Regions from separate parts of the Homo sapiens genome. Here region 1 is linked to region 2. Evidence: read pairs that join two places in POLR2A ChIA-PET (ENCODE). Cell type or tissue: Panc1. All regions are shown on one strand. Each heading gives the region's core, and the rest is flanking DNA. Links, peaks and the distances in the headings are about the cores only. Region 1 overlaps PACRG (parkin coregulated). Region 2 overlaps QKI (QKI, KH domain containing RNA binding).

What was found. ChIA-PET counts read pairs that join two places held together with the same protein. Peaks named below come from ENCODE experiments on the same cell type or tissue, not always from the same donor. Only the 100,000 strongest peaks of a DNase experiment are listed, where the experiment ranks them.
Region 1: POLR2A ChIA-PET joins it to region 2 with 7 read pairs; 2 of 35 experiments call an interaction of 5 or more read pairs at or near these places.

Annotation. Positions count from the first base shown.
Region 1 is chr6:163,307,259-163,311,653 of GRCh38, reverse strand. All of the region lies in intron 4 of PACRG (parkin coregulated), which reads right to left. PACRG-AS1 (PACRG antisense RNA 1) reads left to right here. Exons shown (of 6, transcript NR_028390.1): 6 at 684-1,669. Among named protein-coding and RNA genes, the nearest start is that of PACRG-AS1, 15 kb to the left of the region's middle. RefSeq lists an enhancer at 1,180-2,379. In Panc1, for the core only: no CTCF peak of the experiment used is centred there; no DNase peak of the experiment used is centred there; H3K27ac peaks cover 555 bases.
Region 2 is chr6:163,420,501-163,424,884 of GRCh38, reverse strand. The region is part of intron 1 of QKI (QKI, KH domain containing RNA binding); the gene reads right to left. Among named protein-coding and RNA genes, the nearest start is that of QKI, 8.0 kb to the right of the region's middle. RefSeq lists a silencer at 1,464-1,708. In Panc1, for the core only: no CTCF peak of the experiment used is centred there; no DNase peak of the experiment used is centred there.

The DNA.
Region 1 (4,395 bases), core at 230-4,229, 110 kb after region 2:
AAAAGACCAAAAAAGGAACACCTCCTTTACTTTTCATGCTGAAACAATGACCCTGCACGGTTTGGGGTCTAACTATGTTGAGAAGCAGGTGAATCATGAGGTCTCCATTTCAAACCTGCTACATTGACAGTTTTTTGAGGGCCTGAAATTGAGATGATTAAGTTTGAACTCACCATTTTAAATACATGCGACACGTGAAAAATACGTTTGTGAGAATAGGACATTAAAACGAATAAACCCAAATGGTTATTTACAATTGTCAATTCTGATTAGGAAAATGACACTTCAATTTAGAAAGCAAGGAGTGGATTTTATGTCTGGGAGCTAGAAAATATACATTGATGATGGAAAAGATATATTTTATTTATAATCAAACAAATAGAATGAAAGCAATGGTTTAAGCCAGACCTGGTGCTTCTGGAAAGATGAGAGGCAGGCAGAGGAGAACGAGGGATTTAGTTTCTGTTCTTGGAGATCCCTCCATGCAGGAGGCATGTGACCTACTGCCTCAAAGTTGTTCTTGGTTAAGAATTATTTTAAGTGCATTTATTCCTCTGAATATTGGTGTTTTTGATGATGTAAGCAGTTTAAGCATGAATAATATGCACACTCATTTTTCTATCTAAACCTCCTTAAACTGTCCCCATGGGATGCTTTCTCTTTCCGGATACCATTTTGTTCAGAACTAGGACGCACGTGTCTATCCCGGTCTCTGGTCTCTTGTCCAGCGATAGCATCCTCCGGGCTGCGTGAACTCAGCTTGGGGCTGTGAAGGGACAGCCGTATATCTTGTCACCGAGGGCCACCGCAATGGGGAGCTGCACCTGACACATTTACATTTCACAAAGATATCTGCCACTCCGTGGACACGGACCAGCAAGAGGCTTGGATGACCTAGGATTCTGATGATGTATTCTCCATTTCAATTCTAGACTGTGTGCAAACTTCATTCTTTCTTCTACGTTCTTTAGTTATGACTATTACAGGAGAAAGGAAAAAATCGAAGGTGAAGGAAGCAAAGACAGAAAGGAAGGACGGTTTGGTGGCCAGAGCGAGGTCTTCCCACGTCACTCCCGGGACGTGTGCTGACGCGTTGCTCCTCCGTCCTGCAGAACGCCGTGGGTCGTGGCAGCAGCTGCAGCTGTTTCACAGGCTGTCCTCCCTGTAGACTAAGCATCTACTCCGCGCTATAGGGCAATGCGAGACAAAAAAGACCCCCGGGAGCTTGCCATCCAGCTGAGGAAGCCTAATTAGCCACGCTTCCTGTAGCATACAGTGGTCACTTTCTCCTCCATGGAAGTATGTCTGGGCCCACGCACCCCACTGCTTCCAGAGCCTCCACGCGCTGTGTGTCCCCCGTGGCGCTTTGCTTGCCACCGAGCCCTGCGTCTTGAGAACTCTGAACGGTTTGTTGTAGTCAAGACACTCGGAGATCCTAGAGACGCGAAAAGCAGGAGGGGAACGTGTGACGGCCACTGCGAGGCTCAGGGAGAATTTAATTCAAATTTGGATTTTTCTCACTCTTACGCTTTGGGGCAATACTGTTAAATGGTAAATATATAGCCATTGTATGAACAGCAATACACAAAGGAGTTATTTGGAAATGAAAGCCTTATTGAAGGCACTGGAAAAATTAAACAAATAAATGTTTCCTTTAGATTGCTCATTCAACATGCCTGAAGTGTTGTTCATTTGATACCGAATAGATGAAGTCATTTATGAACTCTATCTATACTTTTTCGTAATGACTAAGAAAATCCTAAATAGGCACGATTTCAGGAAGGAAGCCCTTCTGCTAATTTTGAGAACGTCCTGGCTGAAGCGGCAGCATCGCACTCTCAAAGGGAACAGCGAGACCACACCGGGGAAGGCAGAGTTGTCAGGTCCACGGGAGGAGAGTCCCGGCCCCAACACGCTCTCCTGCCTGAGATGCCTGAAGAGCTGGAGGCTGTTAGAAGGCAACGAACCAAACATTCTCCCAGGAAACACTAACTTGGGAAACTCCATTAAAAACCACCTGAGTGAATCAGGAAATGGTTAAGAGGTGACTGAGATGATGATAAAACTATCATTACCAGTCTTTCTTCACACTAAATACCTGCTTTCGGAAGCTTGAATTTTATGATGCAACTTGCCAGGCTCAGTAACAACAATGGTTTGTGTTACTTCCTAGGTACACAATAGCTAGACTGTAGAACTGACTGTAGAAATTAGCAACTATCTCAGACAAATACATGACGATTATACTGATAGAACAACATTCACCTTAGCCGCAGAGAGCATGAGACATTGACTCAGGCAGACTGACTCTCTCCACGCACCCAAGGCTGAATGACAGCCATAAAACCAAGGCTCTGAAATAAATAGCTGCGGAGGCCTCGTGGTTCAGCCGCACCGCCATCGGTCTAGGGCTGTGCTCTGGCCGTTGGCATGTGGAGCATTTGCTGCCAGGCGTAGCCACTTTGCACACATGGCGCTTGAGTGAACTCAGGCCAGATCCAAGCTCTTTCCGTACCCAGCATTTGTCGGAATCAAGCCGACTGCAGAAATCGCCTTGCCATGTGTTCCCCACTGGGGCCAGGTAATCTCGCTGAAGCAACACTGAGTGGAATTTAAAAAAAAAATGCTGACAGAAGAAATCAAATAGTTTCTTTCTGGACCAGAAAAGGCATATTTTTGATTCTCAAATGCTGAACTAAAAAATTTCAAGAGCTTTAAGGCCCAAGTAAAAGGATTTTCACCTATTAAGACCTGTAACCTTTGACGTCATCAGTCACAGCTAAAGCTGGCTTTCTTCTGATTGGGTTGCAGTGATGTCATCCGCTGTGGTGAGAGAGAAAGCGAGCCCTGGCGGCCTGGCTCAGGTCTTGGCAGGTTTGTGCAGGTGGAACTCACTGCATTTATTATTATCATGTTTCTTGACGACACTAAGCCATCACAGATTCTCTGTTGGATGATTCTGAATAAATTTTCCTTTTTTTTTTTTTTGAGACGGAGCCTCACTCTGTGGTCCAAGCTGAAGTGTAGTGGTGCAACCTTGGCTCACTACAGCCTCTGCCTCCCAGGTTCAAACGATTCTCCTGCCTCAGCCTCCTGAGTAGCTGGGATTACAGGTGTGCATCACGATGCCCAGCTAATTTTTGTATTTTTAGTAGAGACAGAGTTTTGCCATGTTGACCAGGCTGGTCTCGAACTCCTGGCCTCAAGTGATCCGCTCGCCTTGGCCTCCCAAAGTGCTGGGATCACAGGCGTGAGCCACCACACCCAGCCAAATTTTTCCTTTGTGTTTATTGGATTTAGTAGTTAAAAGATTGAGATGACCAAAACAGAAACTCCTTGTTTGTATTTACTCCTTGTTTTTTAAGCAGAAATGTCAATTTTAGTGAAATAAAGCTAAAAATTTTCAAAAGAAATTTATTCAACAGATAACATATTGCTAAAAAAAGTCATTAACAATAACTCATAATGTTTGCGAATTTAGAAATGGTTGCTTTTGAGTTTTTTTAATATGAATTAAGAAAGGGGAAAAGGAAAGCTACAGGTATATTTTATCTTTTAAGATATTTACAGTTTCAATACCTAGATTAAATTGTCACCATTTGTTTTGCCAGAAATGTGTTTGTTTGGGTTAGCTTGGACTGAATTTACTATATAGAAATAGTGTTACCTGTTTTAGAATAAGAGTTTTCTCCAGTAAAGTTTAGATAATTATAGGGAAACAGCTATGAATTCCAATCTGGTCTTTTCTGGAGGTGAAGGAGTGAGAAAGAAAAGAAAGAGGCAGGGGAAAACCTAGGACCAAATTCATTTTTTTTCTTTTTAAACAATGAGTAAGAGAAGAGCCTTTTGGGGAGAAGCCGTGAAGTTATCTGCTTTTAGAATCCTAAAGAAATGCTTCTTTCACTCTATTTTTTTAGCTTTGCTATGTAACTTTGAGGGGACTCAACTTTTCTCCCCCTTAACCATAATGTGTGTTTCCCCATTTGGAATCCTGGGTGTTTCTGTGTCTGGGCCATGCTTAGCCACTGCTTCCTTGGCTGACTTCATGTTCTCTTGGAAACCGAAGGTTCCCTACATTCCCTTAAATACAACCTTACAATGGATATTTCCAAAGTCTTGGTTCATGGGTGTGTGAATCAAAGTTGCAATGGTTTTTCAACCAAAACTTACAATAACCACGGCATCTGGCACGCTAGAGATGCCCAAGGGCTTACCCACTTCAAATCTTCTCAGATCTTGTTGACATTAATGAAATTCACAAGATTTCTTTCCTCTGAAGATAAAAGCTTTGAAGTAAGCACTCGATTCCCAGCTGGATGTCTCGTTCTCTTTCTCTCTTCTTGACACCGAAGGCTGGGTCACTAAAGCACTAGGTTACTAAGCCATCATATTTCC
Region 2 (4,384 bases), core at 385-4,384:
CTGAGGCAGGCATATTACCTGAGGTCAGGAGTTGGAGACCAGCCTGGCTAACATGGTGAAACCCTGTCTCTACTAAAATACAGCAATTAGCCGGGTGTGGAGGTGCACGCCTGTAATCCCAGCTACTCGGGAGGCTGAGGCAGGAGAATCACTTGAACCTGGGAGACAGAGGTTGCAGTGAGCCAAGATCCAGTGCTTTGGCAACAGAGAAAGACTCACACAAAATTAAAAAAAAAAAAAAAATTAAAAACCAAGCAGTGATGCTGCTACTTTATAGTATGAGAGGCTCTTCTGAATACCCATCAACTTCAGAGTATTTGGATTTGAGGTTGGCAGGGCAGTTGATAATTTCATTCACAGATGAAGAAGCTTGAGGTTCAGAGACATTAGTTATCTCACCCAAGATCACCAAACCAGTTAATTGCGGAGTCATGATTAGATCCCAGGTCTATAGTACAAGAATGCTTACCACTTCATCACAGGGTCTCATTAGCATATGCACAAAAACATAAATTCATTTCATCTTTATGCTGGCTCACGCATGTGCAGGCACACACATACAGAGTTAAAACTTGAATACTCTCATGATAATGGCATCACTGCAACCACGGTGGAATCAGCGACAATAGACAATTAGATGCGGTTTCAGGGTAATTTTTTTGATCCCAGTTTGAAATTTTTTTTTCTTAAAAAAATGTATTCACCTGCCATGTAACAACTGTATCAAAGGGATATAATTGCTGTAACATAGCAAAGAACTGTGGCTTACATTTAATTTGTTTGAATTATTTGAAATGAGCAATCATCCCCCAGATGCTGGCATCAGGAATACGATATAGTAGCTACCTGGTGGCTATCTGGTGCAGCACCGTTTCCATTCAATTCATAACCATCCACCTCCTGGGTGTCACTCTTCAGTTATCTACCTGATATATCATTGGGCTGTTTACCCCAGGCTGATCTAAAACTGATACAAGTATACATTCCTAACTTGAATCACTTAGCAATAGCATACTTCTCTATTAAATCACCCAGCCAAAAATGTTTCCTCTTGAGTAGTAAAAATAATAGCAGCAACAATTTTTACATTATTCAAAAAACTGAGGCTCTAGCCTTTGCTTACAAAGAAGTGAATGAGCTGAAATCCTCTAAAAATGGCTTTCTCACTTTTAGCCTCTTAATTAGAAAGTTATCGTTAAAAATAAATTCTAGTTCTAAGAATCTGACCATCATTTGTTCAAAACCAGCATATCACAGAATTAGCAAAAAATCATTTGGTTTGTCTTCTTTACCTTCACAACTTGAGGCAACAGCAGCAGATTTTTAGCATATGGAAATATTCCAGGTTTTTCCCTCCAGTTCCCCTTGTGGAGAGGCACGCCACAAAATGGAACAGAGGGCAGAAGTGAGTGTCTTGCTCTAGCTCTGCTGCCCACTTGTCTTTGCACCTATGAAATGAACATATACTCCCAACTCTCAGGTCCCCTGCAGCTCTAAAACACAATTCTCTGATATAATCTGCAAAGTAAGTTTGAGACCCTGTAAAACTATGACATTGAAGAGTTTACAAAAAAGGTTCCAAATTTTATTTGTTTTTGAGATGGAATCTCGCTCTGTCACCCAGGCTGGAGTGCAGTGGCGCAATCTCCTCTCCCTGCAACCGCCGCCTACCAGGTTCAAGCGATTCTTCTGCTTCAGCCTCCCAAGTAGCTGGCACTGTAGGCACACTCTACCATGCCCGGCTAATTTTTAGCAGAGACAGGGTTTCACCATATTGGCCAGGCTAGTCTCGAAATCTTGACCTCGTGATCCACCTGCCTCGGCCTCCCAAAGTGCTGGGATTACAGGCATGAGCCACCTCACCAGGCTCGGTTTCAAATTTTAAAATTGCATGTTTGTTTTCTTACTATGCATTTCCCTAATTCTACTCTTAAAATGTATTATTTTTTGTTTGTTTTTTCCTATATATTTCAAACTATAAAATCAGCTTAAAAACCAAGGGCTCCCCAATGATTTGCTACTGACCAGGAGATCAGGCCCAGTCTCTACAATGACCTCTCCTGCACTAAAGCAAAAGCGAGGTGCTTACTTAAGGCCAGCTACTTATTCAATCCCGGGGCCAACCTTTCTCAGCTGGAACTTAACCAGCCCCAGTACTCACAAAGCCCAGCTCACATTCACTGCATGTCTTCACTTACAGATATAAATGCCTGCACACACATGCCCTTTACTTACATTGTGACCATTATGTGGAGCCACTTTATGGATGTAACTGCATTTTGATGTTTTATTTTTTAAGACAGGGTCTCACTGTTGCCCAAGGTGGAGCGCAGTAGCATGATCATAACACTGCAGCCTTGACCTCCTGGGCTCAAGCAATCCTCGCTCCTTAGCGTCCCAAGTAGCTGGGACTACAGGCACACACCACCACATCCGACTAATTATGTTCTTTCCGATACTTCAATATCTGCTTATCTGCTAAGCAGAATATGACACATTCTGCTTATAATAAATAATGTGATATAAATCTTACAATCGATTCATTTCCCCAGCCTCAAAATTTAGTTCTACAAAAATATTAGACTAATACATGAAGCAACTTTATGAACATAATTTATTTTGTTAGACTTGATAGGATTGCCGGATTTTCAAACTAGAGTTTCCGCATCAAGAAACTGAAGACGAAAACATTAAGTGCAGTCCTTTTCTTGCTAATTGTAAGAATTCTAGATAAATCACTTCTGCAATATATTTTTTAAAAATTCATCACAGATTTTCAAACACTGTTACTGCTAAAGCACAGTAATAAACAGTTTAGAGCTTGGTGGCTCACGCCTGTAATCCCAGCACTTTGGGAGGCCGAGGCGGTCAGATCATGGGGTCAAGAGCCGAGGCGGTCAGATCATGGGGTCAAGAGTTCAAGATCAGCCTGGCCAACATGGTGAAACCCCGTCTCTACTAAAAATACAAAAATTAGCCGGGCGTGGTGGCGGGCGCCTGTAATCCCAGCTACTCGGGAGGCTGAGGGAGGAGAACTGTTTGAACCCAGGAGGCAGAGGTTGCAGTGAGCCGAGAGCACGCCACTGCATTCCAGCCTGGGTGACAGAGCGAGACTCCAACTGAAAAAAAAAAAAGAAAAAAGAAATAAAAGAGCTTAGTTTCAGCTAAGTGAAAACTTCAATTTATCAGTTTTCTAAGTAATGGCACTGTTTAAAATTAAAAGACACACCTGTGTTTAAAAACATAGCTATTTGTGTTAAATGACAATCAGCCACATATGATTATACTCAGCTTTCTTTTAAACTAAAATCACTCAATCAAATACAGTCGTTATCCTGAACACACCAAAGCAGCACTTAGGGACAAGAAATCATTCCTATCTATTGTGCCCTGCATGGAGTACAAGAACTATATATGTGGGGACTTTTAAAAGGGTAACTAACGGGGTGGGGAGTTTACCTATATAATTCCATAAATGCCAAAATTTTCCAAGAGCTGAGATGAGCACTGGTAGTTTTTCTCTGCTTATGAATTGATACCCTTTGGTATAAGGACTGACAAGAAACTATACTATTTAAGTAAAGCAATTTTATCTTCCTAAATCTCCTTCCCAACAATGACAGTAAAGTAAAATTAAGCACCTTGGCAGCAAGTACTACAAATAACATGACATGTTTTTAAGTTGTTTTTAAGAAAACATATAAGTGCCTTTTCCTCTAAGGGCACAAAACTATCAACAATCACACAACTGCTTCATTTCTTAAAATTATTAGACAATATTTCTAATGTCACTTTCAGATTTTCATTTTTTTTTAAACCATGTGCACATACCCTATCTTTGAGAAACTAGAAATCAAAAAAGGAGGTAAGATGTCAACATGTTTAATTCAACAAACATCTGAGAAGTGTATGCCAGGCTCTAAGGTAGGCACCTTCAAGAAAGTAATTTTAAGAGGGCAGACAGGTAATAATATTCCAATGCTAACTATAATGATCACTCCATAGAAGGTAGTACCTAACACAGACTGGGGTTATAAACAAATTTCTTAACAGTCCCACTAAGATAACAAACTATATTCACCATAAAAGTTTATTGTTAGTTGTGATTTTCTGTTAAGTAAAAAATATAACTGTAAAACACGAAATAATCTAGCTATTGTGGGCCCAAAACTTTTTTAAAGGGGTATAAATATTCCCTAAAAGTTATCATTAAGGGTAAACAACACATTATTGCACTTAAAATTCACATTAAGCTGTCTTAATGTCAAACACAGGAGGGACTGGAGAAAAAAATGAAGTCCCGTTGATCATGTAAATAAAAAGCTGGTATATATCTGTGTGACCTCCTAACATAGGCCCACTCACCACTCCCCATCCCTTGGCC